2 separate regions of the Homo sapiens genome follow, and region 2 is linked to region 1. A link is an interaction called in ENCODE POLR2A ChIA-PET data of the cell type or tissue named here. Cell type or tissue: A673. All regions are shown on one strand. Links, peaks and the distances in the headings refer to the core of each region. The heading gives the core; the rest is flanking DNA. Region 1 overlaps PIGL (phosphatidylinositol glycan anchor biosynthesis class L). Region 2 overlaps PIGL (phosphatidylinositol glycan anchor biosynthesis class L).

Region 1 (16,158 bases), core at 8,159-16,158:
AATACTAAATACAATATGACTGATTATGATGCCTGCAATTTACTTTAAGATAATTCAGAAAAAAATAAATACCTATATAGATTAACCCCAAATGACAAAATATAACAATTTAAACCTTAGTGGAAGGTACTGGAGTGTTTCTTTTTTTCTTTTTTTTTTTTTTTTGAGACGGGGTCTTGCTCTGTCACCCAGGCTGCAGTGCAGTGGTGTGATCTCAGCTCACTGCAACCTCCTCCTCCTGTGTTCAAGCCATTCTCCTGCCTCAGCCTCCCGAGTAGCTGGGATTACAGGCGCCCACCACCATGCCCAGCTAATTTTTGTATTTTTAGTAAGACAGGGTTGCCAGGCGCCGTGACTCACACCTGTAATCCCAGCACTTTGGGAGGCCGAGGCAGGAGGATCATGAGGTCAGGAGTTCGAGACCATCCTGACCAAAATGGTGAAACCCCGTCTCTACTAAAAATAAAAAAATTAGCCAGATGTGGTGGTACGTGCCTGTAATCCCAGCTACTCATGAGGCTGAGGCAGGAGAACTGCTTGAACACAGGAGGTGAAGGTTGCAGTGAGCTGAGATCACGCCGCTGCACTCCAGCCTGGTGCGACAGAGTGAGACCCCGTCTCAAAAAAAAAAAAAAAAAAAGACGGGGTTTCGCCATGTTGGCCAGGTTGGTCTTGAACTCCTGACCTCAGATGATCCATCCGCCTTGGCCTCCCGAAGTGCTGGGATTACAGGCCGGAGCCACCTTGCCCGACCTGAAAATTTAGCTAGGTGTGGTGGCACGCACCCTGTAGTCCTGGATACTCAGGAGGCTGAGGTAGGAGGATTGCTTGAGGCCAGAAGTTCAAAGCCAGCCTAGGCAACATGGCAGAACCCTGTCTCTAAAAATTAAAATGAAAAATAAAAATGAATTTTGGGCCAGCCGGGTGGCTCACGCCTGTAATCCCAGCACTTTGGGAGGCCGAGGCAGGCGGATCAGGAGGTCAAGGGTTCAAGACCAGCCTGGCCAACATGGTGAAACCCCGTCTCTACTAAAGATACAAAAAATTAGCCAGGCGTGGTGGCATACACCTGTAATCCCAGCTACACAGGAAGCTAAGGCAGGAGAATCGCTTGAACCCAGGAGGCGGAGGTTGCAGTGAGCTGAGATCGCACCACTGCACTCCAGCCTGGGTGACAGAGTGAGACTCTGTCTCAAAAAAATAAAAAAGAAAAAAAAAAGAAAAAGAAAAGGCAGTAAAGTTTAGGTGAGCTGTGAACAAATTAGCTTTGGCAAAACATATATCTCTTTCTGTTGAACCTTCATGATATCATACAGAAATGTAAACTGTGAATAGTGGAGAGAGATGATGAGTTTTGTGCTTCAGAATGATTACTCTAATGAAAGTATGGATTGAAGAGATCAAGATTGTAGATGAGTCTATTGTCTTTGTCCCAGTGGAGGGAGGATATCTCAAATTAGGGTAGCAGCAACTGAGATGGAGATGATGGGATGAATTCAACTCTTTTTTTTTTTAGAGACAAGGTGTCACGCTGACACCCAGGCTGTTTAGGCAGTGGTGCAATCTTAGCTCACTGCAGCCTTGAACTCCTGAGTAGCTGGGACTACAGGTGTGGGCCACCATGCCTGGCTTATTTTTTAACTTTTCGTAGAGATGGGTTCTCCCTGAATTACTCAGTGATATGATTTCGATCTGTGTCCCCACCAAAATCTCATGTGGAACTGTAATCCTAACATTGGAGGTGGGGCGTTGGATCAGTAGGAGGTGATTGGATCATGGAGGCAGATTTCTCATGAATAGTTTAGCACTATCCTCCTTGGTACTGTCCTTGTCAGTGAGTTCTGGCAAGATCTGCTTGTTTAGAAGTGTATAGTACTTCCTCCCTCTCTCTCTTGCTCCTGCCTCTGCCATGTAGGATGCTTGCTCCCCCTTTGCCTTCTGCCATGATTGGAAGCTTCCTGAGGCCTCCTCAAAAGTGGAAACTGCTATGCTTCCTTTATAGCCTGCAGAGCCATGAGCCAATTAAACCTCTTTTCCTTATAAATTACCCAGTCTCAGGTATTTCTTTATAGCAATGTGAGAAGGAACTAATGAACCCAGGCTGGTTTGGAACTCCTAGGCTCAAGCAATCCTCCCACCTCAGCCCCTCAAAGTGCTGAGATTATGGATGTGAGCCACCACGCGCAGCCCCAGCCCCAAGGTTTTGTTTTCTTTTGTTTTTTTCATTTTATTTGAGACAGAGTTTTGCTCTGTCACCCAGGATGAATGCAGTGACACAATCACGGCTCACTGCAGCCTAACTCCCGGGTGCAAGGGATCCTTCCACCTCAGCCTCCCGAGTAACTGGGACCACAGGCATGCACCACCTTGCCAGCTACCTTTTTTTTTTTTCGGTAGAGATGGAGTCTTGCTAGCTTGCCCAAGCAGGTCTTGAACTCCTGGACTCAAGCAGTCTCCCACTTTGGCCTCCCAAAATGCTGAGATTAGAGGCGTGAGCCAGCGCACCTGGCCTCCAGTATTATTTAAGAGGTAGAAATAGGCCGGGCATGGTGGCTCACGCCTCTAATCCCAGCACTTTGGGAGGCCGAGGGGGTGGGGGGCAGATCACCTGAGGTCGGGAGTTCGAGACCAGCCTGACCAACATGGAGAAACCCGGTCTCTACTAAAAATACAAAATTAGCCGGGTGTGGTGGCACATCCCTGTAATCCCAGCTACTTGGGAGGCTGAGGCAGGAGAATGGCTTGAACCCAGGAGGCAGAGGTTGCAGTGAGCCGAAATCACGCCATTGCACTTCAGCCTGGGCAACAAAAACGAAACTCCCTCTCAAAAAAAAAAAAAAAAAAAAAAGAAGTGGCAGGAATTCAACGAACAAAAGAAATTTGGGATAATGGAAACCCACCTAGATATCTAGGTGGATAAAGATTAGCGAGGGTAGTTTGCAAAGGAGGAGAATTGGGTATGAAGAGATAATAAATTAGGCATCTTTAGCATATGGGAGGATGAAAGTCTTTGGGGTGGGCTGGGTGCAGTGGCTCAGGCCTGTAATTCCAGCACTTTGGGAGGCTGAGGTGGGCGGATCACCTGAGGTCAGGAGTTTGAGACCAGCCTGACCAACGTGGAGAAACCCCATCTCTACTAAAAATACAAAATTAGCCGTGTGTGGTGGTGCATGGAGGCTGAGGCAGGAGAATCACTTGAACCTGGGAGGAGGACGGTGCAGTGAGCCGAGATCACACCACTGCACTCCAGAATGGGCAACAAGAGTGAAACTCTGTCTTAAAAAAAAAAAAGAAAATCTTTGGGGTGAATGAAATTGCCCATGGATTAACTGGAGTGATAAGAACTGGGGATCAGTTAGAGGAAAATAAAACCACAAACTATAATGAGGAGAATTGGAAGCATTGAGATGTAAGGTGGGAATACTTGAGAAAATTATAAGGAAAATGAGAATTATCTGCTCAGTATTAAACAAAATTAGCATCAAATGGTATAAGAAATTTGGTACCCTGCTTTTTTTACTAGAGAGTATTTTTAGCATTTTTCTATGTCATTAAATAATCATTAAAAGTCTTTAATGATTGTAAAGATTTAATCGTGAAGATGTACCATAACATTTAACATTCTCCTACTATTGAATATTTAAATCTTTCTAATATTTAAGCACTTACAATTTTTTTAGCAAATCTCTTTGAAGTTCTGACTCTTTCCATAAATGAATTTCTAGATATTGAATTACTGGGTCAGAGTATAGGACTTTTTCTTTGGGGTTTTTTTTTGTTTGTTTTTGGAGACAAGGTCTCTGCCATCAGGCTAAAGTGCAATGACATGATCCTGTCTCACTGCAAACTCTAACTTCTGGGCTCAAGCAATCTTCCCACCTCAGCCTCCTAAGTAGCTAGGACTACAGGTGTGCACCACCATGCCCAGCTAATTTTAAAAATTATTTTAGATCCAGAGTCTTGCCATGTCACCCAGGCTGGTCTCCAACCCTTGGGCTCAAGTGATCTGCCTCAGCTTCCCAAAGTGCTGATATTACAGCATGAGCCACCATTCCCAGTCTATATAGAACTTTTTATAGTTTTCTTCATCTAGGTACTAAACAATTCTTGTTAAAGTTATTTTGATTCTTTTTTATTATTATTGCTGTGAAAAAGATTTTTTGGTTAAGAATTTACTGCTAGTATGTAGCTTTATTGATTTTTTAATGTATTTATTTTATATTCATCACTTTGAAACTTCTGTAAAAAGCCTACCAGTTTTAACTTGATTCCCTAAAGTTTTGTAGGTAAATCATCTGCAAATAATGCTAATACAATCTTTCATGTTTTCAACATATGCCTCTTATTTCTGATTCCTTTTTTTTTTTTTTTTTTTTTTTTTTTGAGACAGAGTCTCGCTTGTAACACAATCTCTGCCTCCTGGGTTCAAGTGATTCTTCTGTCTCAGCCTCCTGAGTAGCTGAGATTACAGGCATACACCACCATACCCGGCTAATTTTTTGTTTTTTTAGTAAAGATGGGGTTTCACCATGTTGGTCAGGCTGGTCTTGAACTCCTGACCACAAATGGTCCACTTCCCAAAGTGCTGGGATTACAGGCATGAGCCACTGCGCTCAGCCCTGATCCATTTCTTATTTCTTTGAGTGGATTTCCTTAATCTATGTTAAACAAAAAAGGGAAAGCAGGCAACTTTATCCGTATTTATGATTTGATTGACAACATATCCAGTGTTTAACCATTAACTGTGTTGTTACTGGTGTGTGTTTGTTTGTTTGTTTATGAGACGGAGTCTTGCTCTGTTACCCAGGCTGGAATGCAGTGGTGCAATCTTGGCTCACAGCAACCTCCACCTCTCGGGTTCAAGCAATTCTCCTGCCTCAGCCTCCCAAGTAGCTAGGATCACAGGCGTGTGCCACCCACCCAGCTAATTTTTATATTTTTAGTAGAGATAGGGTTTCACCATGTTGGCCAGGCTGGTCTCGAACTGCTGACCTCAGGGGATCCACCTGCCTCGAACTCCCAAAGTGTTGGGATTACAGGCGTGAGCCACCGTTTCTGGCCTGCTGATTATTCTTTATAATATTAGGCATTGGTGGGAATTGATGTTCACTGTATTTGATTTGGGGTGGGGATCCCATTCATTTCAGTATGCTACAAAGAGATGAAGGAAAAAGTTTAGATTTATTCTTGATCTTACTTGCTTCATGGTAAACTACTGGGGTCACCACGGGAGAATTTCTTCTGTTTATACCAGTGGATTTATAGAGCCAGACTGCCCAGACTGAAACCCAAGTTTAAAGTTTTTAATTGCGTAACCTAGGCAAGTTACTGAATTCTGTTCCTAAATTTCTTCCTCCGTAAACCTCGAAAGATACATGGTTTTGAGTTAATTTGTGAAAGGAGTTATGGGTTCCTTTGTTTTCAAAGATGATATCCCACCCTCTTACTCTGTGAGTGTTGTGATTTGTTTTTTCACATTAATATTGTAACCGCCCAAGGGGTTCACCTTGCCCACTGCCTAGACAGAGCCAATTTATCCAGATGGAGAGCTGCAATGGTGAAAGAGTAATTCACGCAGAGCTGCGGGAGACCAGAGTTTTACTGTTACTCAAATCTGTCTCCCTGAGCATTCAGGCAGCAGAGTTTTTAAGCATAATGTGGTGGGTGGGGCGAAGCCAGTGAGCTGATTGGTCAGAGACGAAATCATGGGGAGTCGAAGGTCTCTTCTTGGGCTGAGTCAGTTCCTGGGTGGGGGACTACAAGATCAGATGAGCCAGTTTATTGATCTGGGTGATCCATCAAGTGCAGGGTCTGCAAAATATCTCAAGCACTGATCTTAGCAGTTTAGGGAGGGTTAGAATCTTGTGTCCTCCAGCTGCATGACTCCTAAACCATAATTTATAATCTTGGGCCTAACTCGTTAGTCCTACAAAGGCAATCTAGTCCCCAGGCAAGGAGGTCTGCTTTGGGAAAGGGCTGTTACCGTCTTTGTTTAAACTATGATCTATAAATTAAGTTTCTCCCAAAGTTAGTTCATCCTATGCCCAGGAATGAACAAGGACAGCTTGGAGGTTAGAAGCAAGATGGAGTCAGTTAAGTTAGATCTCTTTCACTGTCTCAGTCATAATTTTGCAAAGGCAATTTCAATATTAGTAATCGTGTTTTTTCTCAGGCACTCCATTTGCACAATGTCCTGCCTGTGCAGTGTCTGCTTTGGCCCAGTAATGCAAATGTTTTCGGGGACAAATCTGTTTTGGAGATCTTGGTTATTAAGATCTTTACTCTGATAGAAAGCAATGTGCATTCAGTACACTCCTCAACTTGGGATGGGGTTACATTTGGATAAACACCTCCTAAGTTGAAGGTATAAAGCGGGGAGTTTTTGGTTTTTGTTTTTTGCTTTTGAGACAGGGTCTCACTCTGTCACCCAGGTTAGAGTGCAGTGGCAGGATCATGGCTTACTGCAGCCTCCACCTCCCGGGCTCAAGTGACCCTCCTGCCTCAGTCTCCCGAGTAGCTGGGACTACAGGCACACGTCACCACATCTAGCTAATTTTTTTGGTAATTATTTTAGAGACAGGGTTTTGCCACGTTGCATAGGCTGGTTTTGAGCTCCTGAGCTCAAGCAACCCACCCACCTCAGCCTTCCAAAGTGCTGGGATTACAGGTGTGAGCCATCACACCCAGACTAGAGTGTGTTTTTTGTTGTTCTTGTTTTTTTGAGACGGAGTTTCGCTCTTGTTGCCCAGGCTGGAGTGTAATGGTGCAATCTCGGCTCACTGCAACCTCCACCTCCTGGATTCAAGCAATTTTCCTGCCTCAGCCTCCCAGGAAGCTAGGATTACAGGTGCCCACCACCACGCCCAGCTAATTTTTGTATTTTTAGTAGAGACGAGGTTTCACCACATTGGCCAGGATGGTCTCAATCTCTTGACCTCGTGATCCACCCGCCTCGGCCTCTCAAGAAGCTGGGATTACAGGCGCCTGCCACTATGCCCAGCTAAATTTTTGTATTTTTAGTAGAGACGGGATTTTGCCGTGTTGGCCAGGCTGGTCTTGAAGTCCTGAACTCAGATGATCCACCTGCCTCGGCCTTCCAAAGTGCTGGGATTACAAGCATGAGCCACTACACCCGGCCTAGAGTGTGTTTTTTACTTATGATATTTTCAGTTTAGGATGGGTTTATTGGGACGTAGCCAGATTGTAAGCCAGGGAGTATATATATATATATATATTTGAGACGGAGTCTTGCTCTATCGCCAGGCTGGAGTGCAGTGGCTAATTTTTTGTATTTTTAGTAGAGACGGGGTTTCACCATGTTGGGCAGGATGGTCTCGATCTCTTGACCTCATGATCTGCCCGCCTCAGCCCTCCAAAATGCTGAGATTACAGGTGTGAGCCACTATGCCTGGCCTATATATATATACACACATATATATATACACACACACATATATATACACACACATATATATATACATACACACACACATATATATATATATACACACACACACATATATATATATATATTTTTTTTTGAGACGGAGTCTCGGAGTCTCCCTCTGTCACCCAGGCTGGAGTGCAGTGGCACAATCTCAGCTCGCTTCAAGCTCTGCCTCCTGGGTTCACACCATTCTCCCACCTCAGCCTCCCAAGTAGCTGGGACTACAGGCACCCGCCACCTTGACCAGCTATTTTTATTTTTGTGTTTTTAGTAGAGACGGGGTTTCACCATGTTAGCCAGGATGGTCTTGATCTACTGACCTTGTGATCCACCCGCCTCGGCCTCCCAAAGTGCTGGGATTACAGGCGTGAGCCACTGCGCCCGGTCATGGCACCTATATTTTTTATATATCACATGAAGACCATGTAGCTTCAGCATCACTCCCCTACTCGTGAAATGCTATAGTAGAGGGATAGTAAGCCTATTAAAAGTAAGTACTTCAGGCCGGGTGCGGTGGCTCACACCTGTAATCCCAGCACTTTGGGAGGCAGGTGGATCACGAGGTCAAGAGATCGAGACCATCCTGGCCAACACGGTGAAACCCCGTCTCTACTAAAAATACAAAAATTAGCTGGGCATGGTGGTGCACACCTGTAGTCCCAGCTACTTGGGAGGCTGACGCAGGAGAATCGCTTGAACCCGGGAAGCGGAGGTTGCACTGAGCCGAGATTGCACCACTGCACTCTAGCCTGGCAACAGAGTGAGACTCCGTCTCAAAAAAAAAAAGTAAATACTTAAAGAAGCCAGTTTGAAGATTCAAGAAAAATGCATCTTAGTCTGCTTGGGCTCCCTTAACAAAATACCGTAGACAGTGTGGCTTAAACAATAGAAATTTATTTTCCCACATTTCTGCAGGCTAGAAGTCCAGATCAAGGTCTTTTTTTTTTTTTTTTTTTTTTTTGAGACGGAGTCTCGCTCTGTCGCCCAGGCCGGACTGCGGACTGCAGTGGCGCAATCTCGGCTCACTGCAAGCTCTGCTTCCCGGGTTCACGCCATTCTCCTGCCTCAGCCTCCCGAGTAGCTGGGACTACAGGCGCCCGCCACCGCGCCCGGCTAATTTTTTTTGTATTTTTTTAGTAGAGACGGGGTTTCACCTTGTTAGCCAGGATGGTCTCGATCTCCTGACCTCATGATCCACCCGCCTCGGCCTCCCAAAGTGCTGGGATTACAGGCGTGAGCCACCGCGCCCGGCCCAGATCAAGGTCTTGCAGGGTCACTTTCTTATGAGGACTCTCTTCCTGGCTTGCAGATGACCTTCTCGCTATGTTCTCACATGCTGGAAAGAGATTCTCTCACTCTCTCCTTCTTCCCTCCCTCTTCTTAAAAGGCTACAAGTTTTATTGGATTAAAGCCCCACTCGTATGACCTCATGTGATCTTAGTTACCTCCTAAAACCCTATCTCAAAATAGTTACAATTAGTGGTTAGGGCTTCAGCACATGAATTTGTTGAGGACACTATTCAGTTCATAGTATTCCATCCCAGACTCCCACATTCATGTCCTTATTTCATGCAAAATACATTCATCCCATCCTAACAGCCTCCAAAGTCTTAACTCATTCCAGCATTAACTCGAAAGTCCAAAGTCTCATCTAAATAGCCTCACCAGCTGTGAACCTGTGAAAACAGACAAGTTATATATTTACAAAATATAAGGAATGGAGAGGCATAGGATAGATATTTTCATTCCAAAAGGGAGAAATGGGTGACAGGCCCCAGGCAAGGCCAAAACCTAGGAAGGTAAACTCCATTAGATCTTGAGGCTTGAGAACAATCCTCTTTGGGCGGATATTCGGCCCTCCAAGCCCTCTGGAGCCTGTGGTGGGAATGGTAGTCCTTCTGATCTCTGGATAACTTTTGAGGTCATTCTTCCCTTTTCTTGAAGGACGACGCATGTTTGCAGCCAGATAGCTCTGTTGTCTGGTCCTGTAGACTCTTAAGTCCAGCAGGCTTCTTTCGTCCCACCCGATTTTTTCTTTCTCCTGGCTGTTATTGAGGTGGTTGATTACATGTGTGGTTCACACCCATGCTAATCACCTCATCAAATGGTTGTTCAGTCACACCAGAGTGCTCTCTTCAGAACAAGCTTTCTCTCTTTTTTTTTTCTTTTGGAGATGGAGTCTCACTCTGTCGCCCAGGCTGGAGTACAGTGGCACGATCTCAGCTCACTGCAACCTCTGCCTCCTGGGTTCAAGCGATTCTCCTGCCTCAGCCTCCCAAGTAGCCGGGATTACAGGCGCGCACCACCACACCTGGCTAATTTTTGTGTTTTTAGTAGAGACGGGGTTTCAGCATGTTGGTCAGGCTGGTCCTGAACTCCTGACCTCGTGATCCACCAGCCTTGGCCTCCCAAAGTGCTGGGATTACAGGCTTGAGCCACTGCGCCCAGCCTCAAGCTTTCTCATTTTTTTACAATATGGACAGGCTGAAAATTTTCCAAAACCTTTACGTTCTGGTTCCTTTTAAACGTAGCAATTTCTTCTTTATCTCTCAACTCTTACATTTTACTATAAACAGTCAAGAGGACCCAGGCCACACCTTCAAAATTTTACTTAGAATTCGCCTCAGCTAAATATCTAATTTCATCCTTCAGAAGTTCTATCTTCCACAAAACACTAGAACACAATACAGGCAGGTTCTTTGCTTCTTTATAATAGTGATCACCTTTTCTCCATTTTCCAATGTCTTATCTCATTTTTCTCTGAGACCCCATCAGAATGGCCTTAAAGACCATATTTCCACTGACATTCTGTTCATGATTGTTTATGTATTCTCTGAGAAGATGGAGGTTTTCTCTCCAGTCTCCTTTTCCTTTCCTGAGTCCTCACCAGAATCACCTTTAATGTCCATATTTCTACCAACCATTCCTTCCTGGCAGTCTAGGATTTTTCTAGCATTCACCTCAAAACTCCTCCAACCTCTACCCATTATCTAGTTCCAAAGCCACTTGCACATTTTTATGTATCTGTTACTTCACAGTACTAAAATCTGTCTTAGTCAGCTTGGGCTGCCAAAACAAAATACCATAGACTGGGTGGCTTAAACAACACAAATTTATTTTCTCAGAGTCCTGCAGACTAGAAGTCCCAGATCAAGGTCTGGCAGGGTTGGTTTCTGGTAAGGGTCCTCAGCCTGACTTGCACATGGCTGCCTTCTCACTGTGCCTCATGTGGTGGAGGGACAGAGGGAGACAGATCTCTTCCTTTTCTTATAGCACCACCAGTTCTATCAGATTAGGGCCCCACATTTATGGATTTATATAACCTCAATTGCAGTAGTCCTCCCTTATCCACAGTTTTGCTTTCTGTGGTTTCGGTTACCTGCAGTCAACTGTGGTCTAAAAATATTAAATGGAAATTCCAGAAATAAACAATTTATACATTTAAAATGTACACCATTCTGGCTGGGCACAGTGCACTCACGCCTGTAATCCCAGCAATTTGGGAGGCCGAGGCAGGTGGATCACCTGAGGTCAGGAGTTCAAGACCAGCCTGGTCAACATGGTGAAACCCTGTCTCTACTAAAAATACAAAAATTAGCTGGGCATGGTGGCGCACGCCTGTAGTCCCAGCTACTCGGGAGGCTGAGACACAAGAATCGCTTGAATCTGGTAGGAAACAAGTTGCAGTGAGCCAAGATCATGCCGTCACACTCCAGCCTGGGCAACAGAGCGACACAAAGACAAGAACAAAAACAAAACAAAACAAAACAAATAGGATTATAGATATATGAGAGGGGATTTATTAGGGGAGTTGGCCCGTGATTATGGAGGCTGAGAAGTCCCACAACAGGCCATCTGCAAGCTGGATGCCAGAAGTATGGCTCAGTCCAAGGCCGAGGGCCTGAGAAACAAGCAGGCCACTGGTATAAGCCCTAGAATCTAAAAGCCAAAGAGTCTGGAGTTCTGATGTCCAAAGACAGGAGAAGAAGAATGTATCCCAGCTTCAGGAGAGAGGAAATCACCTTTTTGCTCCATGTGGGTCCCCCACTGATTGTATTGTGCCTACCTACATTGATGGCATGTCTTCCCCTGTCAGTTCCCTGAATCACAGGCCAGTATCCTCTGGAAACCCCCTCATAAAAATGCCCAGAAATAATCCTTTACCAGTTCTCTAGATAATCCTTAATCCAGTCAAGTTGATACCTAAATTATTATTATTTTTGTGTGTGTGATGGAGTTTCACTCTTGTTGCCCAGGCTGGAGTGCAGTGACATGATTTTGGCTCACTGCAACCTCCACCTCTTGGATTCAAATGATTCTGCTGCCTCAGCCTCCCAAGTCGCTGGGATTACCGACATATGCCACCATGTCCGGCTAATTTTTGTATTTTTAGTAGAGTCAGGGTTTCCCCATGTTGGTCAGGCTGGTCTCGAACTCCTGACCTCAGGTGATCCACCTGCCTCCTTTGTCTTGCGAAGTGCTGGGATTACAGGCATGAGCCACCATGCCTGGCTGATACTTAAAATTAACCAGCACACTTACTGTGTCTAATTTATAAATTAAACTTCATCATAGTTAACATGTGTATAAGAAAAAACATAGTATATATAGGGTTCAGTACCATCTGCTATTTCAGGTATCCACTGGGGATCTTGGAACATATCATCCACAGGTAAAAGGAGGCTGCTGTACCTCCTAAAAACCTGCCTCCAAATACAGTCACATTTTGGGTTTAGGGCTTCAACCTAACATGAATTTGGAGGGATCACAGTTTAATCCATAGCAACACGCAACAGTCAGTCTTTCAGCCTCTCATCTCCTAACCCAGAAAAAGCAGAGCTTTGGAATCTTACTTTAGATTATTTAGATAAGTCAAAGAGAAGAATGAAGAGGAAGAAGAGAAAGAGAAGTTTTATAGAGGACCTGTACTCGTAACAATAACAGTAAATATAAAACTACTACTGTCAGTGCCAAAAAAATAAATATATGATCTTTCTTAATCCTCAAAATAGTCTAATTATTTTTCCCATCTTACAGAGACACAGTGGGAGGTTGAGTAATTTGCTCAAGGTCATCCAGCTAATAACTGGTAGAGCTGGCATTTGAGCTGATGCAATCTGGGTGTACAGTATATGCTTCAACCACTATTTTCCACCTACTCCATGCCTGACACATGCTTTCACAAAGGCAGTCTCATTTAATTCTTAGACTAACTGCACAAGATAGGTTTTATTTTCTTTTTTTGTTTCACAGGAAGAAACTAAAGCTCAGAGAGATTAAGAGAATCTTTGTGGTCACACGTTTAATAAATGACAATGTGAGGATTCAAAAACAGAAAGGGAGATGGAATAGATTCTGACTTTCTTCAGGGAAGCAGATCACCACTTTGTTACTGTATTTGAAAGACGAGCTGGGCACGGTGGCTTGTGCATGTAATCCTAGCACTTTGGGAGGCCGAGGTGGGAGGATCACTTGAGCCCAGGATTTCAAGACCAGCCTGGGCAACATAGTGAGACCCCATCTCTACAAAAAATAAAACTAACCTGGTATGGTGGCGTGTGCCTGTGGTCCCAGCTCCTTGGGAGGTTGAGATGGGAGAATCGCTTGGGGTCAAGAGGTCAAGGTTGCAGTGAGCCTTGATCACGCCATTGCACCCCAGCCTGGGCAATGGAACAAGACTCTGTCTCAAAAAAAAAAAAAAAAGACCAACGTGGGTTTATGAGTACATTTAATTGACATCGTATAGAATCAGCTCTATTTTCCCCTTGTTCTGAACTTCACTGCAAAACATTTAGCCAGAGGAGCTCACCCAAGTAAATCCCTCAACTAATCAGTTAAAGAGGGGGGAAAAAATCTAGTTCTCAAGAAAAGAAGGCATAATCTCAGTTGTAAGACCACTATATGGGGACTTTTGGCAACTTTACCCAGTACCTTAACATCTAGTATGATGTTAAAATGCATGCTGCACAGATGTTAACAGATACCTATTCAGTACCTAGAATGACACTGTGCTAGATGCTGAAGAAAGAGAAAAGCAGTGAAAGGTATAGGAAATGAATAATAGGTTTTGCCATGACAGTCATTGCTGTTGCATTTGTGGACAGCTATTTCATTATGCATGTATTGAAGGTCAGGCCTAGAGAGGAGATTAGAGACCCTTTCCAGAATACTTGGGAACGGTATGTGATTGAGAAATGCAGCCAACAGATTTGGTATTCATTTGTTGCTTTTGTGCTTCTTAACATATTATGAAGAATCTATAGAATTATTTTATTTATATTTAGAAAAACAAAAACACGAATTTCTCTATGCGCAGATAATTTTTTTTTCCTTTTTTTTTTTTTCTTTTTTTTTGTTGAGACAGAGTCTCGCTCTGTCGCCAGGCTGGAGTGCAGTGGTGCAATCTCGGCTCACTGCGACCTCCACCTCCCAGGTTCAAGCGATGCTCCTGCCTCAGCCTCCCGAGTAGGTGGGATTACAGGCACATGCCAACACGCCTAGCTAATTTTTGTATTTTTATTAGAGACGGTGTTTCACCATGTTGGCCAGGATGGTCTCGATCTCTTGACCTCGTGGTCCACCCGCCTTGGCCTCCCAAACTGTTGGGATTACAGGTGTGAGCCACCCCACCCGGCCTCTTTTCCTTTTTTAAATAGAACTAAGACAAGACTTAGGTAGTATGCACAGATAATTTCTAAAAGGATAGATACCAAACTCTTTAACAGTAGCTGCTACTTAGTTGGAGCCAGGGAAGAGAGATAATCACTTTCTAATTCCACATGAATCTGTGTAGGTTTTTTTTAGTAAGCCTTTATTACTTTAAAAGTTATATACATATAATTATATAATTATATGTATATAATTTTTAAAACATATATATAATTTAAAAGACTATCCTACACAACTAATAAAACTTTCCTCCCTCTCTACTCAACTTCTAGCCATCCAAGTGAATGCTAGATTACAAATAATTCTGTGTACATTTTGATAATATTTTATTTGATAAGTTCAAAGCATAGAACAGAGTTCCTTTAAAAGATAACAATGCATTTAAACCTTTTTATAAACACTGTAGTCTTCTCATGGGCTTCTTTCTGGAGGATGAATGGGGAGTAACCCAGGGACACCACTCCTAAGTGCTTAGACTAGAAATGGTGGGGAGTCAGAAAAGAACTGTTTATGGTGAAATAAAACAAAGAAGGCTGGGCGTGGTGGCTTATTCCTGTAATCCCAGCACTTTGGGAGGCCGAGGTGGGCGGATGACCTGAAGTCAGGAGTTCAAGGCCAGCCTGACCAACATAGAGAAACCGCATTTCTACTAAAAATACAAAATTAGCTTGGGGTGATGGCGCATGCCTGGCTGAGGCGGGTGGATCACAAGGTCAGGATGCGCCATCACGCCCAGTTACCCGGGAGGCTGAGGCAAGAGAATAGCTTGAACCCGGGAGGCGGAGGTTGCAGTGAGCCGAGATCACACCATTGCACTCCAGCCTGGACAACACGAGGGAAACTCCGTCTCAAAAAAACAAACAAACAACAACAACAACAAAAACGTAAAACAAACAAGATCCCTCCAATTAAAACCCATGCCTATTAAAGTGCATGGGGGCCCAATGACCTACTGTTTGGCAAAACTTGAAGGTCTAAAAGCTGTTCATGGTCAAAGAAACAATTTATAGTTGAGGTGATGGATATGATAAATAGCCTGATTTGATCAACCTACAATGTATACTTACATCAAAATATCACATTGTACCCCATAAATATATACAATTATTACTTTTTTAAAAGATTTTTTAAAACTTTTTAAAAATACACACAAAAAGCAGTTTGTGGTCTAATTTCTTTTTCCTTGCTCAGCCTCATCTTTTAGCACCTGTTTATACACATATCACCTCTATTCTTGTAACAAAAATAGGTAGAACTGGCCAGACACAGTGGCTCATGCCTGTAATCCCAGCACTTTGGGAGACCAAGATGGGAGGCTCAATAGTTTGAGCCCAGGAATTCAAGACCAGCCAGGGCAACACACCAGACCCTATCCCTACTAAAAATTAAAAATTAGCCAGGCATGCTGCACACCAGTAGTTCTAGGAACTTAGGAGGCTGAGGCAGGAGGATCATTTGAGCCCAGGAGTTCAAGGCTGCAATTAGTGATGATCATGCCACTGTACTCCCACTTAGGTGACAAAACGAGACTTTGTCTAAGTAAAAAAAAAAAAATAGGACGTCCCAGTACCCCAATCTATGTCTCTCCTCTCCATCTCCCAGTCCATATTTAAGCTGTGCCTCAAATATACCATGCTGTCTAATGCATCCACACCTTTGCATGTGCTAGTCCCTCCTCTAACACACTTCCACATTTTCCAACGCCCTTCATCTTGTCCCTCTAGCAACCTTCTGTTTATTCTTCAAAAGAATTATCTTAGATCCCATGGCATCATCCCTAATTTGCCCCAGGTTTTCTTGGACACTTTTGTTACATTCCCATTGTTCCACTGTATTCTAGCATATACACCAATTTTTTTTTCTTTTTTTCTTTTCTTTTTTGAGATAGAGTTTCGTTCTTATTGCCTAGGCTAGAGTGCAATGGCGTGATCTCAGCTCAATGCAACCTCTGCCTCCCGGGTTCAAGCGATTCTCCTACCTCAGCCTCCCGAGTAGCTGGGATTACAGGCATGCGCCACCACACCTGGCTAATTTTGTATTTT
Region 2 (16,158 bases), core at 2,586-10,585, 68 kb after region 1:
CTTCCGCAGTGTTTGTGTCCCTGGGTACTTGAGATTAGGGAGTGGTGATGACTCTTAACGAGCATGCTGCCTTCAAGCATCTGTTTAACAAAGCACATCTTGCACCGCCCTTAATCCATTTAACCCTGAGTGGACACAGCACATGTTTCAGAGAGCACAGGGTTGGGGGTAAGGTCAGAGATCAACAGCATCGCAAGGCAGAAGAATTTTTCTTAGTACAGAACAAAATGAAGTCTCCCAGGTCTACCTCCTTCTACACAGACACAGCAACAATCTGATTTCTCTATCTTTTCCCCACCTTTCCCCCTTTTCTATTCCACAAAACCGCCATCGTCATCATGGCCCGTTCTCAATGAGCTGTTGGGTACACCTCCCAGACGGGGTGGTGGCCGGGCAGAGGGGCTCCTCACTTCCCAGACGGGGTGGCCGGGCAGAGGCGCCCCCAACCTCCCGGACGGGGTGGCTGGCCGGGTGGGGGCTGCCCCCCCACCTCCCTCCCGGAGGGGGCGGCTGGCCGGGCGGGGGCTGCCCGCAGCCCCCCACCTCCCTCCCGGACGGGGCGGCTGCTGGGCGGAGACGCTCCTCACTTCCCAGATGGGGCGGCTGCCGGGCGGAGGGGCTCCTCACTTCTCAGACGGGGAGGCCGGGCAGAGACGCTCCTCACCTCCCAGACGGGGGTCGCGGCCGGGCAGAGGCGCTCCTCACATCCCAGATGGGGCGGCAGGGCAGAGGCGCTCCCCACATCTCAGACGATGGGCAGCCGGGTGGAGGCGCTCCTCACTTCCTAGACGGGATGGCGGCCGGGAAGAGGCGCTCCTCACTTCCCAGACTGGGCGGCCGGGCAGAGGGGCTCCTCACATCCCAGACGATGGGTGGCCAGGCAGAGACGCTCCTCACTTCCCAGACGGGGTGGCGGCCGGGCAGAGGCTGCAATCTCGGCACTTTGGGAGGCCAAGGCAGGCGGCTGGGAGGTGGAGGTTGTAGCTAGCCGAGATCACGCCACTGCACTCCAGCCTGGGCAACATTGAGCACTGAGTGAACGAGACTCCGTCTGCAATCCCGGCACCTTGGGAGGCCAAGGCTGGCAGATCACTTGCGGTTAGGAGCTGGAGACCAGCCCGGCCAACACAGCGAAACCCCGTCTCCACCAAAAAAATACGAAAACCAGTCAGGCGTGGCGGCGCGCGCCTGCAATCGCAGGCACTCGGCAGGCTGAGGTAGGAGAATCAGGCAGGGAGGTTGCAGTAAGCCGAGATGGCAGCAGTACAGTCCAGCTTCGGCTCAGCATCAGAAGGAGACCTTGGAAAGAGGGGAGGGGGAAGGGGGGGGGAGAGGGAGAGGGAGAGGGAGCTATTTGTTTTTTCTTTAATTCATTTGTGTAGAAATGAAATGTTGGAATACAGACTGAGCTTGTAGTTAATAAACAGATATTGATATAGCTGTGAAAATGGAAACAGAGGCAATCTATGAATAAATACACTTTTTCCATGAACTCAACCCCAGGACACGGTGGACATTGTCCTTCAAAGCTTTTTTTGCCCTCAGTATGGCATGAGAAAAAGAGAACCAGTAATTCAGGCTGTATCTGCATAAACAGAGTTCACTTAGAAGCTAGCCAGGAATTCTAAATGTGCTAATAAATGGCTAAACCAATAAGCAACAAAGATATTCTGAACCCAAGTTACTATCATGGCTGAATTCCACTCTGCTCCACTGGCTAGGAACAAGAGTAAAACATCAAACCCTGGAAAACAGTCTCTATGTGGTCAACCACAGCACTAGCTACACACCACTGATCTGCTCAGAAGTCACTTCAGATAGATGCTGCATTTGAAAAGTTTCAGGGTTCTGTTCTCTCCTTCCCAAGGGAAGGAGACAGCTCCATTGAAGTTGAGGTGGTGGAGAAGGCATTCAGTGAAAACCCTGTGTTTCTCTACAGGTGGTGACTTTCGATGCAGGGGGAGTAAGTGGCCACAGCAATCACATTGCTCTGTATGCAGCTGTGAGGTATGATTCTCCGGGTGATGGATGTGGGGGAGGGTTTGTTTATTTGATTAGGGCTCATGGTTTAAAGTCTAAAGCACTTTCCCACTTGTTATCTGAGCCCATGAAACTCACTGCTGGCTTATCTTCTAGCCCTTTTTGGCCATGTTGCTCACTGCATCTCACCATGTCCTCTCGCTGAGAAATCTCTCTCAAGTCCTAGTACGAATGCTCGTCTCCTAAACAGCTGAATTCTTTTTTATACACTGAATACTGCGAATGGGGTAATTGACTTTATTCATCTCTTTTCTGTGGCCACAGGAAGCTTGAGGGCCAAATTTGCAAGCCCTGTGGCACTGGACAAGACTTTAAGGAATGAGTGCTGTCAATCAGTGTGCCTCCACCTTCACCATCTTCTTCCCCTTACTCTCACTTCCGTCATGTGTTTTATACAACTCTCAAATCTTTCTTGGAGAAGGAGGATATACATACATAATATGAAATGTGTTTGTTCTTCACAGTCACCCGATTTTACTGATATTTATTTGCATTTTACCAATAAAAAGAAAATGCAAGCTCAAAGGTATTGAGTGACATAGAGTCATACAAACATAGATGTGTTTCCTGTCCCCTAGCAAAGTGCTTCTCCTGGGCCCCTGATCAGTGGTGTGGCAGGCCTGTCCCAGCTACTGAGGAAGGAAAGAAGCAACTTGAAGGGAAGGACTTATTTAATAACCTTCTTCTAAACATGCTTAACACTCAGACTGAAGCAATGCAATATGTAAAGTTGGAAATGACCTCACCAACCATTAAGTCCAATCACTGGGAAGTGGTTTGCCCAGCACCACAAGGTTAAACTATGGCAGAGGCAGAATTCAGGAATCCTAGTTCTCCATTCATTATTCTGTCAGATGTATGTGAAGACCAATCCAAACTGAAGACCCTCCTTGTCCTTAAATTTTACATCACTTGGTGGAAGATGCTAGAATTTTACCCACATACTCTTTCTAGGCAGATTTCCCTGTTTCCTTGACTATGGAATGAGGGGAGGCTAGACTGTTCTCCCTGTAAAGACTATTCGGTTCCTGGTCCAGCCAGCAGCCACAGCTTTAGAAGAGACATGCTCCTAGTCGCATTAGGTCCCTTCAAATTCAGGAAAGAAACATTCCCTGGTTACAGTCTGAAATACAAATTTTTTTGATGATATATGGAAAAATGAGGCAGCCCCAGAGTGGTCTTTCCAACCACATGGTTACTCTGAGGCCTTGAGCTTCCAAGACTAGCATGGACAGCAAGCCCCATGGAGAACTGGAAAAATGGTCCCACCTCATTCTGGATGCACACTGAGCCTGGTGATTTCTCTCCGAGAATTTACACTGCACCAGAGAAAGGATCAGGTCAGGTCTATTGCAAACAAAGAGTACCTCAACAGGCAGGGGGCTGGGGCACTTGAGATTGAGTCACCTGGTCCCATTCCTGGTCCAGTCACCACTGAAGTGGAGAAAATAGAGAAGGCGTCATTCTGGGCAGAGAAAGAACCCAAGGGGACAACTCTGTGTAGATAGAACTGCCTGGGGCCATTTTCCTCAGAAGAGGCTGGAGTGCCACAGGCTCTCAGCACGAAGGAGGGCCACTGTGCTTCAGATAAAACAATTCATGGACATGCCACCAATCTGCCACAACCTTTTTCCCCACAGTCATCTCTTGCCTGCTAAATTCGTTAGACTCACGTTAGTCCTCAGCCACCTTGAACCTTCTGTGGCATCTGGCCCTGCCTGTCCCTCACTGCAATGCTGCTTTGACTTATATGGCACCAGCTTGCCCTCCTCACTCTGGCCTTTCTGGCTACTTCTCATTCTCTTCCCGGCTTCCCTCCCACCAGTGGCCCCTTGGTCCCCCTGTCCCCAGGGCTCACTCCCCAGTCCTCCTCAGCACAGCTTCTCCTGTGGCTTTAAGGGCTATAAGCTCTACTTCCAGACAGCGCCTCTAGCTCACTGCTTTCCCTGGACATCAGAATATCCACAGGGCTTTGCCCAGAGTACAGGACAAGCCACTTCATTCTCAGGATCCCAGAAAGTTTTTTCAGTCTTTTCTTTTCTTTCTTTCTTTCTTTCTTTCTTTTTTTTTTTTTTTTTTTTTTTTTGAGACAGAGTCTCGCTCTGTCACCCAGGCTGGTGTGCAGTGGCGTGATCTCAGCTCACTGCAGCCTCCGCCTCCTGCCTCAGCCTCCTGAGTAGCTGGGAACTACTGGTGCATGCCACCACGCCCGGTTAATTTTTGTATTTTTATTAGAGACGGAGTTTCACCATATTGGCCAGGCTGGTGCCGAACTCCTGACCTCGTGATCCGCTTGCCTCGGCCTCCCAAAGTGCTGGGTTTACAGGCGTGAGCCACCGCGCCCGGCTCCTTTTTCAGGTTTTTCTACCTCTCAGGCTCTGCCAGGCAGTCAGTTCCATGAATTTGTCAATTGTCTCTCAACTTCTCTTGTTTAACCCCTGCTCCCAAGAGTCTCTGTTCATATGTGTGTCTGTGTGTTGCTGGGGCTACCTTCCCAATCCTTCTCTGCCCCCAGCTTTCTAAACAACAAAGTGGGGAAGAGACTTGGAGCTCATTGCAGTTGACACTCCCCTCCTCTTAAGGTGGCGAGCACAGAATGACCTGCACTGTCAGAAGGTAGGCGTAGGGAAGCTCAGAAAGGAGAAAGGAAATATCAGGGAAGAGCTATCAGTTAGCATTGTAAAATATTCCCCCATCATACTCACATTACACTTCCAAGAGAAAAACTATGAAGAGTCCAGCACAGTTACCTTCATTCTCTAATGGGCAAAGCTTGGACCAGAGTACTTCACAAACCACAGACCAGCCTCTGGATTGGCTGTCCCTAGCTCAGGTGCCCATCCTGGTCCCTTCAGCTGTTGCCAGAGGTATGGGATCCTGGAAATCTATACAGTGATTTATGCAAAAGAAACCACCTGGAGACTCACATGGAGGGGACCATGGGCATGGCAGCCTTTCCTCTGAAGGCCCCTCCTGTTACCTACAAAGGAAATGATCCTTACTCCTCTCACTCTTGTCCTATCCCTCCTCCAGGGCCCTGCACTCAGAAGGGAAGTTACCTAAAGGTAAGGCTTGTTCCTTTTGCAAAGGGCCACAAGATACTGTCCCTCTGAGAAACTTATGAGGGGGAAATTTGCAAATCCACAGAGAGCTGCCCTCAGCCGAGCAGAGGCAGTGGTTGGGGAGGCCGCCACACTCTTCCTGACTCACCTCAAGGTACCTGGCAGGTTGTATCTACCAGCAAGTGCCTGCCTGCAGGGCCACCTCTGGATGAGTGGGGAGGCCAGGTTTGCCCCTCAACCTGTCTAGCTTTTTCACAGGGTGGATGTTTTACACCTCTGGTATTCTTCCAGTCTGAACTCAATCCCATCCCCCAACCAATTAGGCAGGTTGTAAATGACTGCTGGGTGCTTGATGAACCAATCTGCCTGAGTTAGGAACTCTTCCTAACCCACATAAAGTATTTGACCCTACCTGACCATTTACTGCATGACCCCCATGCTTAGCCTCTCTGGACCAGTTTCTGGTCTGTCATACCTCACCGGCGCAATACGAAGATTCAATGAATGAAAACGTAAGTAGTTTGTGCCCTTTCTATGTGGGATGACTGAAAGGAGCTTACCAAGCCATGATGACTTTGGAACATGACTATAGTTTGTTTGATTCTTATATCAATCCTGTGAGACAGGCAGGTCTCACACTATCAACACCAATTTACAGATTAGAAAACTGAGACTGAGAGTGGTTAAGGGACTTTGCCAAGTCTGTCAATTCTTGACTGACAGAGCTGGAACCAGGTCTCTAAACTCCCAATACAGTAATTCCTGTCTCCTTTACTTCCTTTGGCTTTGAGGTAGCCAGATCTCAACCTCTAGCAGCCAACCTTTTTCTGGTAGGGCACACCGCAGGGTAGAGGGTAGCCAGCCAGGTCTTCTATGGCCCTTTTACTCGTTCTAGCTGCAAGAATCATGGGCACAGGGCAGCTTTAGTGCCACAGAAACACGTGGCAATGCTGTGGCCACTGTCCTGCCCTGCCCTGAGCCACAGGGTAGAGGGAGGATGCTCAGGGGAAAATCTGGCTGGAGGCCTCAAGGCTTATCACTTCACCCTGTCTCCTCTCCATCCAGGGTGCTCTGTGCTCACGCTTCAGTCTGTGAATGTGCTGCGCAAGTACATCTCCCTTCTGGATCTGCCCTTGTCTCTGCTTCATACGCAGGATGTCCTCTTCGTGCTCAACAGCAAAGAAGTGGCACAGGCCAAGGTGAGGATTGTAAATTCCTGGACACCCCAACTCAGATCCCTGCCCCAGACCCCTGTCTCCTCAAAGCCCCACCTCTGCAGAAGCCCTAACTGAAGGTTTTTCACAGTGGTTCAGCACCTGTCCCTGAGAATTAGGGCTAGGCCAGCTAGATCTTGGGAGGCATAGATTTTTCAATGACTTTAGCCTTTTTTTTCTAATTATAAAAATAATATATGCTTTTTCTAAAAGTAAATAACACATGCTCATTGCAGAAAATCTTGAAAAACATAAAAGCATCAAAAAGAAAATAAAAATAAGAACAATTACCTGCAGTCCCACCAATCACAGGTAATCCTTGTTAACATGTTGGGCTACATCTTTCTACTCTTTTTTTTTTTTTGAGACGGAGTTTTGCTCTTGTCACCCAAGCTGGAGTGCAGTGGTGCAATCTCGGCTCACTGCAACCTCCGCCTCCTGGGTTCAAGTGATTCTCCTGCCTCAGCCTCCTGAGTAGCTGGGATTACAGGCACCGCCACCACACCCGGCTAATTTTTTGTATTTTTAGTAGAGCTGGGGTTTCATCATGTTGGCCAGGCTTGTCTCGACCTCCTGACCTCGGGTGATCCACCCACCTCGACCTCCCAAAGTGCAGGGATTACAGACATGATCCACTGTGCCCAGCCCTACTCTTTATATATATATAATGTGTATGTGTATACACATTTCAAATGGGATCACACAGTGCCTATTTAAAACCAGCTTTGGCCAGGTGTGGTGGCTCATGCCTGTAATCATAGCACTTTGGGAGGCTGAGGCGGGCAGATCACGAGGTCAGGGGTTCAAGACCAGCCTGGCCAACATGTTGAAACCCCGTCTCTACTAAAGCTACAAAAATTAGCCAGGCGTGGTGGCATGCACCTGTAGTTCCAGCTACTTGGGAGGCTGAGGCAGAAGAATCGCATGAACCCGGGAGGTGGAGGTTGTGGTGAGCTGAGATCATGCCACTGTACTCCAGCCTGGGTGACAGAGAGGATTCTGTCTCAAAAAAAAAACAACAAAAAACCTGCTTTAACAATACGTTATGGGCTGGGCACAGTGGCTCATGCCTGTAATCCCAGTACTTTGGGAGGCCGGGGTGGGTGGACTGCTTGCTGGGCAACAGAGCAAAATCCCATCTCTACAGAAAAATTAGCCAGGCATGGTGGCACATGCCAGTGGTCCCAGCTACTCGGGTAGCTGAGGCAGGAGGATCACTTGAGCCCAGGAGGTCAAGGTTGCAATGAACCCTGATCATACCACTGCACTCCAGCCTGGGCAACAGAGCCAGACCCTAGCCAAAAAAAAAAAAAAAAAAAAAATCAAAACTATTTATTATGAACATTTTCTCCTATTTCATTTAGTATTCAAATACCAATGGCTGCCAATTACGCCACTGTATGTATATACCATAAGATATATCACGAATCCCTTACTGTTAGACATTTTGATTTGCCACTTTATCACTGTTATACATGGAGCGATGCTCCCAGCTTGAGTTTAAGAAGAATTCAGACCTGCCAGGAGCCTCTGTAAAGAGCCTAGGGGAGGCCAGACGCCGTGGCTCACGCCTGTAATCCTAACACTTTGGGAGGCCGAGACAGGCAGATTGTCTGAGCTCAGGAGTTTGAGACCAGCCAGGGCAACACGGCGAAACCCCGTCTCTACTAAAATACAAAAAAGTAGCCGGGCGTGGTGGTGGGCACCTGTAGTCCCAGCTACTCGGGAGGCTGAGGCAGGAGAATTGCTTGAACCCGGGAGGCGGAGGTTGCAGTGATCCAAGATCGCACCACTGCACTCCAGCCTGGGTGACAGAGCGAGACTCCGTCTCCAAAAAAAAAAAAAAAAGAGCCCAGGGCAGACTGCAAGAAGCCCACATGCAGGGTGAGGAAGAGCTAGGCCAGCTCAGGTCATCCTAGGGAAAACTCTTAGCTGTCCATGGAACAGGTGACTGAGTGCCATCAGAGTTAGGGAGAGGGTGGGCTGAGGAGAATTATTCCTCAGTTTGTCTCCAGGTGCATCCCCCTGTAGACTTAAGCCCCCCACAGAGAGATGGGTAGCATAACAAGTGAAAGAACCAAGTCGGGGATTGTGGCTCGTGCCTGTAGTCTCAGCTGCTTGGGAGGTTGGGGTGGGAGGATGGCTTGAGCCCAGGAGTTTGTGTCTGCCCTGGGCAACACAGCTTTATTAGGAAAAAGGGAAGGGGAAGGGGAAAGGGAAGGGAGAGAGAGGAAGGAAGGGAGAAAGAGACAGAGAGAAGGAGAGAGTGAGAGAAAGAAAAGGAAGGAAGGAAGGAAGGAAGGAAGGAAGGAAGGAAGGAAGGAAGGAAAGGAGGGAGGAAGGGGAGGAGAGGGGAGGGGAGGGAGGGAGGAAGGGGAAGGGAAGGGAAGGAAGGAAGGGAAGCGAAGGAAGGAAGGGAAGGGAAGGAAGAAGGAAGGAAGAGAGAGAGGAAAGAAGGAAGAAAGAAAGAGAGGGGAGGGAGAGAAAAGGAGAGAGGAAGGAAGGGAGGGAGGGAAGGAAAGAAGGAAGGGAGGGAAGGAGGGAAGGAAGGGAGGAAACGAGGGAGGGAGGGAAAGCGGGAGAGAGAGAGAGAGAAAGAAAAGAAAAGAAGAAGGAAGGAAGGAAGGAAGAAAGGAAGGAAGGAAGGAAAATCTAAGAGAATAGAAACTCAGGATAATGATTTTGGTTTTGGGGTTTTTTTGTTTAGCTTTATTTTCTAAATTTTCTTTGAGATGAAGTCTTCCTCTGTCACCCAGGCTGGAGTGCAGTGGCACAATCTCGGCTCATTGCAACCTCCACCTCCCAGGTTCAAGCAATTCTTCTGTCTCAGCCTCTCCAGTAACTGGGACTACAGGTTCACGCCACCAGGCCCAGCTAATTTTTGTATTTTTAATAGAGATGGGATTTCACCATATTGGTCAGGCTGGTCTCGAACTCCTGACCGCAGGTGATCTACCCACCTCGGCCTCCCAAAGTGCTGGGATTACAGGCATGAGCCACTGTGCCTGGCCATTTTTTTTTTTTTTTTTTTTGAGACAGAGTCTTGCTCTGTCACCCAGGCTGGGGTGCAATGGCACGATCTCAGCTCACAACAACCTCTGCCTCCCAGGTTCAAGCAATTCTCCTGCCTCAGCCTCTCAAGTAACTGGGACTACAGGCGCATGCCACCACGCCTAGCTAATTTTTGTATTTTTAGTAGAGGCAGGGTTTCACCATGTTGGCCAGGTTGGTCTTGAACTCCTGACCTCAAATGATCCGCTCCCCTCTGCTTCCCAAAGTGCTGGGATTACAGGCATGAACCACTGCGCCGGGCCTTTTTTTTTTTTTTTTTTTTTAGATGTAGTTTCGCTCTTGTTGCCCAGGCTGGAGTGCAACGGTGCGATCTCAGATCACTGCACCCTCCACCTCCTGGGTTCAAGTGATTTTTCTGCATCACACTCCCGAGTAGCTGGGATTACAGGCATGGGCCACCATGCCCAGCTAATTTTGTATTTTTAGTAGACACGGGGTTTCGCCATGTTGGTCAGGCTGATCTTGAATTCCTGACCTCAGGTGATCCACCCGCCTTGGCCTTCCATAGTGCTGGGATCACAGGCGTGAGCCACCATGCCCGGCCCATATTTTCTAAATTTTCTACAGTAAACCTTTGTACCTAATAAGAGGCACTTTGCTAGGTACTGAGAGTGCAGTGTTGAGCACATATTAATTATCTTGTTTCTTCAATAGTGCATTCGTTTTTGTATTTTATTATTTCTGTCCTACTTCATTTATGGTTTTATTCTTTTCCTTCCTTCCTTCCTTCCTCCCTCCCTCCCTCTTTCTGTCTGTCTGTCTGTCTTTCTTTCTTTCTTTTTACTGTTATTTTATGGTTTTTTTTTGAGACGGAGTTTCGCTCTTATTGCCCAGGCTGGAGTACAATGGTGCAATCTCGGCTCACCTCAACCTTCGCCTCCCGGGTTTAAGCGATTCTCCTGCCTCAGCGTCCCAAGTAGCTGGGATCACAGGCACACGCCACCACGCCTGGCTAATTTTGTATTTTTAGTACAGACAGGGTTTCCCCATGTTGGTCAGGCTGGTCTCGAACTCCCGACCTCAGGTGATCGCCCACCTCAGCCTCCCAAAGTGCTGGGATTACAGGTGTGAGCCATCGCACCCAGCCTATTTATTTATTATTTATTTTTATTTTTTGAGACAGAGTCTTGCTCTGTCACCCAGGCTGGAGTGCAGTGGAGCGATCTCGGCTCACCACAACCTCCACCTCCTGGGTTCAAGCAATTCTCCTGTCTCAGTCTCCTGAGTAGCTGGGACTATAGGGGCCCGCCACTTCGCCCGGCTAATTTTTGTATTTTTAGTAGAGACTGGGTTTCGCCATGTTTGGCCAGGCCAGTCTCGAACTTCTGGCCTCAAGTGATCCACCCGGCTTGGCCTCCCAAAGTGCTGGGATTACAGGCGGGAGTCACCGCACCCAGCCTGTTCTTCTTTAAATCTCTTTAACTTGAAAGGTTAGCTTTGTTTTCATTTTCAATCTTTAAAAAAAAAATACTTTAATACTATTAATTTTCCTTGAAGTGTTTCTTTAGCTACACATGATAAGTTTTGATATGTAGTTCTCCTATTGTCATTTAATTATAAGTAATTTATAGACTCCATTGTGAGTTCCCCTTTAATCTTTGAGGGTATAATTTACAGTTACAAACATGTGTCGATCTTCATTATTTGTAGTTCTATATTTATGAATGCACCTACTCACTAAAATTCATTTGTAACTCCAAAGTCAGTGCTCGAAGTGCTTTTGTAGTCATTCGTGGACACTCGCAGAGGGGTGAAACATGAGTCACTGGATGCACATATGCATGTTCCCAGCTGTTTCAGCTCTCCTACTGTAAAAAAATACCTTTTTGTGTATATTTAATGCCCCATTTTTCTCATTTTTGTGGTTTTTGTTGATTTTGCTGTTTAAAATAGCCTCTAAGGATGATGCTGAGTGCTGTCTTGCATTCCTAAGCACAAGAGGCTGTAATGTGCCTTATGTGGGTTTGATCACAAGCATGAGTTACAGTGCCATTGGCCATGAGTTCAGTGCTAATGAATCAACAACATGTATTTCATATGGAGTTTTTAAACAGAAATATACACAAAACAAGGTTATATATTGACTGATTGATGAAAATATTGTGGCCAAAGGCTTGGAGGAACCCAACCCTGTATTTCCACTAGAAACAATGGTTCAGTATTCACTAATTCAGTGTTTTCAGTGACTTTGTAGAACTACCACAAATGAGAATGGCATGGCTGTGTGTGTATATGTGGTCTTTTTTTTTTTTTCTGAGACAGAGTTTCACTCTTGGTGCCCATGCTGGAGTGCAATGGTGCGATCTTGGCTCACTGCAACCTCCACCTCCCAGGTTCAAACGATTCTCCTGCCTCAGCCTCCCAGGTAGCTGGGATTACAGGCAGGTGCCACCACGCCTGGCTAATTTTGTATTTTTTAGTAGAGACGAAGTTTCACCATGTTGGTCAGGCTGGTCTCGAACTCCTGACCTCAGGTGATCCTCCCACCTCAACCTCCCAAAGTGGTGAGATTACGGGTGTGGGCCACTGTGCCCTGCCGTGTATGGGGCCTTTTTATTGTTAATTTATAATTTAATTACTTTGTGGTCAGTGAATGGTTTTCGTAACACTGATCTTTTTTTTTTTTTTTTTTTTTGAGACAGAGTCTCGCTCTGTTGCCCAGGCTGGAGTGTAGTGGTAAGATCTCAGCTCACTGAAACCTCTGCCTCCTGGGTTCAAGTGATTCTCCTGCCTCAGCCTCCTGCGTAGCTGGGATTACAGACAGGCCGGCACCACCAAGCCTGGCTAATTGTTTTGTATTTTCAGTAGAGATGGGGTTTCACTATGTTGGCCAGGCTGGTCTTGAACTCCTGACCTGGTGATCTGCACAACTCAGCCTCCCAAAGTGATAGGATTACAAACATGAGACACCGTGCCCTGCCCAAAGCTGATATATTTGTTAGCAGATTATTTCTCTTATTTATTTATTTATTTATTTTGAGACAGAGTTTTGCTCTTGTTGCCCAGGCTGGAGTGCGATGATGCGATCTTGGCTCACTGCAACCTCTGCCTCCTGGGTTCAAGCGAGTCCCCTGCCTCAGCCTCCTGAGTAGCTGGGGTTACAGGCGTGCACCACCATGCCCAGCTAATTTTGGATTTTTTTTTTTTTTAGTAGAGATAGGGTTTCACCATGTTGGTCAGGCTGGTCTCAAACTCCTGACCTCAAGTGATCCACCTGCCTCGGGCTCCCAAGGTGCTGAGGTTACAGGCATGAGCCATTGCGCCTAGCCAATTCGTCTTATTATCTTATAATGTCTCTCTTTTGTAATGGTTTTCCCTTTATCTTCTATTTTATATTTATTTATTTATTTTTTTGAGACGGAGTCTCGCTCTGTCACCAGGCTGGAGTGCAGTGGCGATCTCGGTTCACTGCAATCTCCGCTAATTGCAATCTCCTCTAATTGCAATCTCCGCCTCCTGGGTTCAAGCAATTCTCCTGCCTCAGCTTCCCGAGTAGCTGGGATTACAGGTATGCGCCACCACGCCGGCTAATTTTGTATTTTTAGTAGAGACAGAGTTTCTCCATGTTGGTCAGGCTGGTCTCGAACTCCCGACTTCAGGTGATCCACCCACCTCAGCCTCCCAAAGTGCTGGGATTACAGGCGTGAGCCTCCATACCTGGCAAGTCATGTAGGGTCTGACAATGAATATAAAAGGGGTTATTTACATAAAAGTTTGTGAAGATATTAGCTTAGAGAGGCAAGTTAATTATGGTACTTAGAGATAAACAGGCACATCCTTTTATGTATATCTAGTGAAGTCAGTTGCTGTAATCTATTCTGTTTAAAAACTGAACTATACTAGGTCTGAATAACAAGATAATGTACATTTCCCCTAGAAGATAGGAACGACAACTCACACCTGTGTGCCATTCCTTTTTTTCTTCTTCTGATAGTGATTGGACCTCCCCAAACGACCTAACTCAGAGGAATTTGGGCATAGTGTACTAGCTTTCTTCCCATGAAACATCCCTGTTTGTGTTGTATATTTGAGGTAGTAGCAACGTGATTAAGAATGTGGACTCTAACTGGCCAGGCGCGGTGGCTCACGCCTGTAATCCCAGCACTTTGGGAGGCCGAGGTGGGCAGATCACTAGGTCAGGAGATCGAGACTATCCTGGCTAACACAGTGAAACCCTGCCTCTACTAAATATACAAAAAATTAGCCAGGCATGGTGGCAGGTGCCTGTAGTCCCAGCTACTCGGAAGGCTGAAGCAGGAGAATGGCGTGAACCCAGGAGGCAGAGCTTGCAGTGAGCCAAGATCGCGCCACTGCACTCCAGCCTGGGCAACAGGCTCAAAAAAAAAAAAAAAAAAAAAAAAGAATGTGGACTCTAGAATCAATCAGTTGGCTCTGGGTTAAAATCTCAGCCAGCTCTACTACCTACTAGCTGTTTGAGACTGACGAGTTTCCTCATCTATTTATTTTTTAAAAAACAGTAATAACAGTACTTGATTCACAGGGTTGTTAACATTGAGATGATGCATGTGGACTGTTCTGCCAGTTTTCTGGTATCCCATGGTGAGTGCTGTAGCTACGGTGAGCATTGTGTGTTATAATCACAGGTAGTAGGAGATGGGAAAGCAGGGGCCATGACAGGAGGCCAATCCAGAGAGGTTCGTGGGTTACAGGAAGAAGACAGATAAGGCTATAGCATGAAGCATATTAGTTCGAGGAAGGATTTAAGGTGCGGAGGCCAGATCTGAAAGTAATGAAACAACTCCAGTGCAACTGTTTCATAACTGGTTCTCTTTGATTCTTCTAGAAAGCCATGTCCTGCCACCGCAGCCAGCTCCTCTGGTTCCGCCGCCTCTACATTATCTTCTCCCGGTACATGAGAATCAACTCACTGAGCTTCCTCTGAAGCCTTGAAGGGTTTTCAGATCCAAGGAACAAAGGGGAAAATAGACAAAGGAGTGCAGAGGACCTGGCCTGGCACTGGCTTATTTACCTGAGCTCAAGGAGATCCCCGCTGGAGCAGCCTCTGCAAAAGGGAGCCCATGTAGGCCAGGGGCTGTCCAAACTCCAGCTTCTTCCCCTGGGAAAAAACCCAAAGAACCAAAAACAAACCACCCCAAGGATAATAATAGCTACACTGCTAGCTTCTCAAGTTCTTGTGAAAAACAATTTACATAATGACACAGTAGATGTGGAACACCTAGCCCAGTGCCTGGGCAGGTCCCTATTATCATAAATGAACATAAAAGTGCTCTAAAAACACTCCACAGATGTGACTTTTACATTGTTTCCAAAGCAGGTTCACCAAAAACACATACACAAAATGCAACAGTGTGTGTTGAATTGGTTCAATCATAATTCCTTTGATTTTTCTTGTATCAGAATGTGGGTCTAGGAAAAACTTGCTCTATTTAACAGGACAGCTCTGATTGAAGCATCCAAGTACAGGTCACTGGGGTGGGCACTGTTTTATACAGAGACGATTACAAGAACTCTGCCTCAAAGAGCTTACAATCAAATATGTCAGCTCTCAGTCTTTTTGGAGAAGTAGGAAGTAGGAAGATAAATCTGAGACTTAAAAAAACACAAAACATTCAAGAACCTGATGTCTTAAAATTGTCCTACGAACAAAAGCTCTCTGAAAGCTCTGGCTTGGAAACTACTCTCAGAATCCAGCTAACGCTCCAGGGAAGTGGCCTGAGTCAGGGAAGCTAAGTGGTGAAGAGCACAGGCTGGTAGTCCTGCGATTGAAGCCAGAATGACCAGCTGTGTAACCAAAGGCAAGGTGCTGAACCTTTCTCTGCCTCAATTCTCTCATCTGCAAAATGGGAAATAATAATGATCCCAACCTCAGAGAACTGAACAAGATAATACATGAAGGTGCATATCAAAGAGTCTCACATGCTCTGCTGGGTAAGTATGCCCTCCACCCGCCACAGGAAACACTGAATTGCTTCTCCATAGCTGCAGGTTAGAGACCTGCTTGTTCAGACACTCCACCTCAACTTGCCCTCCTTTGCTTAGTGTCACCATTATCTTGAATGCCTCCTAGGGGCCACATAAGACTAATAGAGCTATTAGGCTCTGAAGCCGGAATCAAAAATGCAAATCTGGTTATGTGATTTGTCTACTTAAACTTTGTCAATAGCTCCTAATAGCCTTCATGTGAAAATGTGACCAGAAGCACGTTACTAACACTGGCTAGAGTGCAGTAGGAGAGTGTGGTAGGACAGGCTGACCCCTGCCCTGTTACTAGGAAGACAGACACTCACCCAGCCTTTCTGAACAGCAACTCTGCTAAGAGCTTTTAAAATATGCATATTCTATGACCTAAGGAATACTTAGAAAATCAAAATTATATACACACTGGCTGGGCGCAGTGGTTCACATCTGTAATCCCAGCACTTTGGGAGGTCAAGGAGGGTGGATCACTTGAGGCCAGGAGTTCGAGACAAGCCTGGCCAATGTGGCAAAACCCCGTGTCTACTAAAAATACAAAAATTAGCCAGGCATGGTGCCGCAGGCCTGTGGTCCCAGCTACTCGGAAGGCTGAGGCACAAGGATTGCTTGAACCCAGAAGGCGGAGGCTGCAGTGAGCTGAGATCGCGCCACTGCACTCCAGCCTGGGCGACAGAGCCCTGTCTCCAAAAAAACAACAACAATTATACACACAAAGATTATCATTGTATTATTTATAATAGCAAAACTGGAAAAATCCAGTGATGCAGTTGTGTTTTGTAACAAGGAAGAACGTTCACACTATTAAATTTTTA

What was found. ChIA-PET counts read pairs that join two places held together with the same protein. Peaks named below come from ENCODE experiments on the same cell type or tissue, not always from the same donor. Only the 100,000 strongest peaks of a DNase experiment are listed, where the experiment ranks them.
Region 2: POLR2A ChIA-PET joins it to region 1 with 15 read pairs; 4 of 35 experiments call an interaction of 5 or more read pairs at or near these places.

Annotation. Positions count from the first base shown.
Region 1 is chr17:16,238,289-16,254,446 of GRCh38, forward strand. The region is part of intron 2 of PIGL (phosphatidylinositol glycan anchor biosynthesis class L); the gene reads left to right. Among named protein-coding and RNA genes, the nearest start is that of PIGL, 29 kb to the left of the region's middle. In A673, for the core only: no CTCF peak of the experiment used is centred there; no DNase peak of the experiment used is centred there; H3K27ac peaks cover 1,085 bases.
Region 2 is chr17:16,311,608-16,327,765 of GRCh38, forward strand. PIGL (phosphatidylinositol glycan anchor biosynthesis class L) reads left to right here. Exons shown (of 7, transcript NM_004278.4): 4 at 1,940-2,007; 5 at 5,074-5,105; 6 at 6,168-6,301; 7 at 14,193-14,804. The coding sequence ends at 14,291. Among named protein-coding and RNA genes, the nearest start is that of CENPV, 34 kb to the right of the region's middle. In A673, for the core only: no CTCF peak of the experiment used is centred there; no DNase peak of the experiment used is centred there.